Linked DNA regions of Homo sapiens: region 2 is linked to region 1. Evidence: read pairs that join two places in POLR2A ChIA-PET (ENCODE). Cell type or tissue: PC-9. All regions are shown on one strand. Links, peaks and the distances in the headings refer to the core of each region. The heading gives the core; the rest is flanking DNA.

Region 1 (2,932 bases), core at 203-2,702:
CCGCATGTTCTCACTCATAAGTGGGAGTTGAACAATGAGAACACATGGACACAGGGAGGGGAACATCACACACCAGGGCCTATTGGGGGCTGGGGGGCTGGGGGAGGGATAGCGTTAGGAGAAATACCTAATGTAAATGATGAGTTGATGGGTGCAGCAAACCAACATGGCACATGTATACCTATGTAACAAACCTGCACGTTGTGCACATGTACCCTAGAACTTAAAGTATAATAAAAAAAATGGTACTTATACAAAATGGAGTACTATTCAGTGATAAAAAAAGGATGACTTCCTGTCATTTGCAACAACATGGATGGAACTGGAAGTCTTATGTTAAGTGAAATAAGCCAGGCACAGAAATACAAGCTTTGCAAGTTCTCACCAATTTGTGGGAGCAAAAAATAAAAACCACTGGACTCATGGAGATAGAGGGTAGAATGGTGGTTACCAGAAGCTGGGAAGGGTAGTCGGGTGAGGGAAGGGGGAAGGATAGTGGTTACAAAAATGTAGTTAGATAGAATGAATAAGATCTAGTATTTGATAGCACAATAGAATAACTACACTCAACAATAATTTATTGTATATTTTTGAATAACTAAAAGAGTATAAATGGATTGTTACAAAAAAGGGATAAATGCTTGAGATGATGGATATTCCATTTACCCTGATGTGATTATTATGCATTGTATGCCTGTAACAAAATATCTCATGTACCCCATAAATATATATACCTACTATATAAGCAGAAAAGTTAAAAATAAAAAATTTTTTTAAAAATTGAATCTTGGTATTCATAATTATTGACTCAATATTTTCTTACTAAGACCATTACTGAATAATGACCATGCTTTTTGCCAGACATAGAATTGTTCCAAGGAAGTCTAGGGTCTAATATAAAGCAAGGTATTCTATAATAGTATAATAATAATCCTGTCTGTGCTATCCATTTGTAATTAGTCCATTCAGAATCATGATCTTAAAATAATTTCATCTAGTAGGATATATATATATATTACATATGTATTTATATATTTATAAAATTGAAATACATATATATGTATCTATAAAATGGAAATACATACATATTTATCCTGTCATTTTCAACAATATGGATGGAACTGGAGATCATTATGTTAAGTGAAATAAACCAGGCACAGAAAGACAAACTTTGCATGTTCTCACTTATTTGTGGGAGCTAGAAATTAAAACTATTGAACTCCTGGAGATGGAGAGTAGAATGATGGTTACCAGAGGCTGGAAAGAATAATGTAGGCAGGGAGTGGGAAAGGTTAATGGTACAAACATATAGTTAGATAAAATGGAAATACATACATATTTCCATTTTGTAGATAGAAAAAAACAGAAGCTCAGAGATGTCCAGCAGCCTGTCCCAGGTTGCTTGGTGAAGTGTTTTTTACAACTCCTTTGCCAGTGCTCTGCCTCTGTTATGTAAAAAAATACAAGGTGGTATTTGTAGTATCACTTGCTATGCAGCCTGTAATGGTTAACTAGATTAATTAGTCATAAGTGATTCAGAAGCACTGGGTAAACATGGGTGTGTATACATAAATGATCAGTCACATATCAAATAGCTTTTAGCCTACATATGTTTGAAGAAGGGTGCTCTAGGAAGAATTTTTAAAAGCTAAGCTTCAGAAGTAAAGGTTCTTATGCAACACTGATATTAATATTCTATAAAACTATTTAAAATTGATTAGGTTGCTATATCACTAAAAATCCAGAGGGAACTAATAATTTTGGAGTATTGCCCAAATGATGACCCCAGGCAACCCCTGAAACCAGCAGTGAATACTGCGTTAGGATTTCAATCTATTTATTAATATTATGCTTCTACACAAAGAACACAAAATAGAGAGAAGAGAGGAGAGCAATGGCCTGTCTAGTTGATATGATCAGTATTGATAATTAGAGGAGATAAAGAACAAGTAACAGATTTTGAGATTTTTGTCTGAATTGTCTGAATAATTGTCTAAGCTGCTTGTGTGTGTTTGTGTGTGTGTATGTCTGTGTGTCTGTGTGTAGATTCAGAGATGAAAATGAATTTCAATTTTTAAAAATCCATTCCTCATAATTGGTCCTAATGCCTAATGATAGCATTTTTCAAAATAGAAGTTCATCTGATATTGTTGTTAGTAGAGGCAAAGGGAAAGGGAGTCTCTGCTTTCTGGAAAGCTAGCAGCATGGCATTAGCTCACCATAAGTATCAGTGGTGCCTATAGTGACCCTCTTGCCCCCCTTTTCTCTGTTCTCACACCTATTGTTACGTAAGAAACTCCCCTTTTCTCTCTTTCTTAGAATTCTTATGAAGAATTTCTGCTCTTGCTCAGCACTGTTGTTCTTCCAATGCCCTCGTGTGAGAGAATAAGAATTACTTGCAAATCAAATTCCAGGGATTTGCATGGTAGACTTGAAGCTCTTGCTGCCTTTTGTTGGATAACTAAGATTGGTTTGTATCTTGTACAAACATTCCTGTCATTCATTAAAAGAAATGTAATAGTCTATTTAGGTATGCAATTCCTTCACTTCTCCAAACATATGACCTGTTTGCCTCTTCAGAAGAAGCCAGAGAGCTGGATCAACCTCTTTTGGCTGCTAAGTTACTGTACTTGTTTCTATTACCCTTGGTCCACGTGTATTGCCAGGAAAAAGATCTTCCCTTGAGCTTCAAACATTTGATTCTTAACCCCATATATCATTCTTAAAATTATCAAGATGACTTTGTTAAGCAACTGCTAAGCTAACTCATAGGTATTGCCAATGGCATACACTCTTTATCTATAGGAAAATATTAGATAGTAATGTACTCAGAAACTTGGAACAATTTTTTTTCTTTACAAAGTGATAATGACCTCTATACTTGACCTCCCAATTAAGAGTGTAGTTTAAAGAAACTGCCAAATGTTCACAA
Region 2 (2,932 bases), core at 326-2,825, 83 kb after region 1:
CTCACCAGGAAGGTGTTAGCACATTTACTGAGAGCCTAGAAAATGTTCTGGTGAATGTAGAAAGGAACGTACTTTAGAATTAGGGATCTTTTATAAGTATGCAGACCCTTCTCACAAAAGTACACTTTGCTTGAATAAAATTTAGCTAAGCTAGGTAAAAGAATAACTCATTGCATTTAAGTAGACCTTTCTCCTTCTAGACTTCGAGTATTGCACACCTAAGATGGATCCTTTGAAGAGGCAGGTAAAGCAGGTTGTGGATTGTTGGAACCTCTTATTCTTTAAGTGTTTACGCTGTTATGTTTTCTCTCTGGGCTAAAGTCAGTCACTTGAGTGGAAGGAAACACAGCAATCCAATCTTAGTATATGGATAAACAATTCGAGGCTTAGCAATGGCAGAAGTCATAGCATAAGCATGGTAGAGCAGAGACTAGAACTCAGATTGTTTAGTTCCTTTCATTGTTCTAGTTTCTGGCATAAGAATTTGTGTAGAAAATTGGCGAAAAAAGGACCTGTTAAACATATTCTGTTTCTTTATGAAATCTGCATTCTCTTGGAACTAAGTGTAATGTGCTAGACTCAGTTTGTTAGGCCATCAGTGTGCATGAATGTGGTTAGAGGCAGTGGTATCCCCGAACCTGCAGCACAGGAAAGAATTTTAATCATTATATGCCATGGATTTTCAGGGCATTTTAAGCCTTTATAATGGTGTAACTTATGATTAAGATTTACACAGTCAAAATTGTTAGCTGGTATAATAGCTGAATAGTTAAGTATTTATTTTGGTTAGTTACTTTAGCTTTAGCTTTGAAAAATCATTTTTCCTATCGGAGATTCTTCACAATGCTTTCAGTAAAATGTTTCTGAATAGTTCCTGCTATATGGTAGACTGCTAACACTGTTTCTTGCTCTCTCTGTGGGGCTGATGCTACAAGTCTGATTTAGAGTCAGCTGTGCTTTTATTTTTTTCCTTGAGTGACTAGGGGATGCATTGGGGGAAGATAAATTTTAGGGCAAGAGGACACTCAGGGTTGTGGGAGATGAACTGTCAAGGATACCTTTGGCTCACTGTCCTCAAGCTTGTTCGGCTGCAGTGATGGCATAACTGAGAAGAGGGATTGTGCTCTTGCTGGGTGCGGGACAAGAAGATGTCTCAGGCCACGTAAAGCTGGCCACAGCAGAGGACAAGGTATTCCCTGTGAGGCAAAACTGAAGAAAGGGGATTGAGGTGGCAGTTCTGGGGAAACTATGTTTGTTAGGTAGACTAATGGGAATGATGGAGTCTTGCTTGGGCTCTTTGTAGGTCAGTGGAAGAACAGCATGAATGTGGACATGAAAAAATCTTTCTGCAATCCATTTACCACATACTCCTTTGCAATATCAGTCAGGGTTCAGTGCAGGAAACAGAAGGGGATATAATGCAGGGAATTAATTGCTTAGGGAATCTTTTGAAAGGGCTGGAGGGCTGGGCTCTAGACTGAGCCTCTGAGAATGATTTCCAGGACACCTTGAAACAGTCCACAGTGGGAGCTGCCACCTCTGCTTGAGTCAGGAAAGTGGCAATCAGGAGGTTGCTACTGAAACAGTGGCAAGAAAATGCTACTGTAGCTGTGATCCAGGTGATCAGGGCAGCCACTGCTGTTAACATTGTAACTGCTGGAAGTCTGGAATGTAGGATCTGGCCATTGCTGTGACAGCTTCTCCTTGATGCTCGTGAACTGGTGACTAGATGCTGTTATGATGAATCTGGTCCCTGCTGCCTTTGCCATTGTCTCTAAAATAATTAGAAAATGATTAATTATGTTTTTAATATAATTTAATTGTAATTTTATGCAACTAAATTCTTAATAGTGGCTGTGTTTGACAACTGATTTGTGAAATTCATAAAAATTTAATAATTGGCCTTGCAAGAGAGTACAGCCAACTCCATTGCATCACTGTAAAACCTCCTAGCTGACGGTTCTACTCCTTAATTGAAAATTCTCTCTTTTTTGTTTTAGTTCAAAGCTGGAGACTGGATACTGACATGTTCATGACCTTGTGTACAAGCTGAAAGCTGCTGAAAGCTACAGGCCAATGGGGCTCTGCTTTACTTCTGCCTTCCATATCTTGTGTCCTGCATCTTAATGGTGGAATCAGATTTGCATCCAGAATACTAGCTATAAAGGAGTCTGGAAAAGACAGTTTTTAGTTTTCCAACTTCTGCGTTTCAGGAAGGCATACTACAAGGAGGAAGTCGCTGAGTGATAGCTGATCCTTTCCCAGGCACTCATCTTCTTAAACATAGTATATTAATTACAATTTAGCCCATTCTTGATGGCTCATTGTCATTTCTGTGAGCTTCTCTTTTCATAATGGCCTGTAGTTGGAATAATCATAGGGCCAAGGGATTTTAACATCTGTAGTAACTTTTTGTCCTAGGTTAGCTTGTATCTCTCCCACCTCCCATAACTGCTGCTGAGACATCTATGTTTGATATCATTTGACGTCAACCTCCCCTGCAAGCCACAGGCAGGGAGAGCACCTCACCCAAAGCAACCAGTTTATTGGCTGGTCAGCAACCTGTGATTTCTGTAGCTTAAAAAGATGAGTGGGGCTTATTGTCTTTTGAACTAAGACAAAAAGGAAAGAATTTCCAATTAAGGGTGGGAGCTTCAGCTGAGAGGTTTTGAAGTGAGTTGGCTGTATTCTTTTGCAAGACCAATTGTTAAATTTTCAAGAATTTTGTGAGTTGTCAAACAGCCATTTTTAAGAATTAAGTTGCATAATAATTTAATAAAAACAAAGATAAATACTCAAAACAAATTATTTCCTAATTATTTGCCCACATTTTACAATTATCTATGCTTTTGAATTTCTTTATATCTACTATATCTGTATGGTAGAAACACTATATAGTGGTTTGCTACTGTGCATATCTTCCCAGCTCCCT

Evidence for each region. Peaks named below come from ENCODE experiments on the same cell type or tissue, not always from the same donor. Only the 100,000 strongest peaks of a DNase experiment are listed, where the experiment ranks them.
Region 2: POLR2A ChIA-PET joins it to region 1 with 5 read pairs; 4 of 35 experiments call an interaction of 5 or more read pairs at or near these places.

The regions. Positions count from the first base shown.
Region 1 is chr1:113,318,939-113,321,870 of GRCh38, forward strand. No RefSeq gene overlaps it. Among named protein-coding and RNA genes, the nearest start is that of MAGI3, 70 kb to the right of the region's middle. In PC-9, for the core only: no CTCF peak of the experiment used is centred there; DNase peaks (open chromatin) are centred at 1,543 and 2,533; H3K4me3 peaks cover 507 bases; H3K27ac peaks cover 818 bases.
Region 2 is chr1:113,401,655-113,404,586 of GRCh38, forward strand. The region is part of intron 1 of MAGI3 (membrane associated guanylate kinase, WW and PDZ domain containing 3); the gene reads left to right. Among named protein-coding and RNA genes, the nearest start is that of MAGI3, 13 kb to the left of the region's middle. In PC-9, for the core only: no CTCF peak of the experiment used is centred there; no DNase peak of the experiment used is centred there.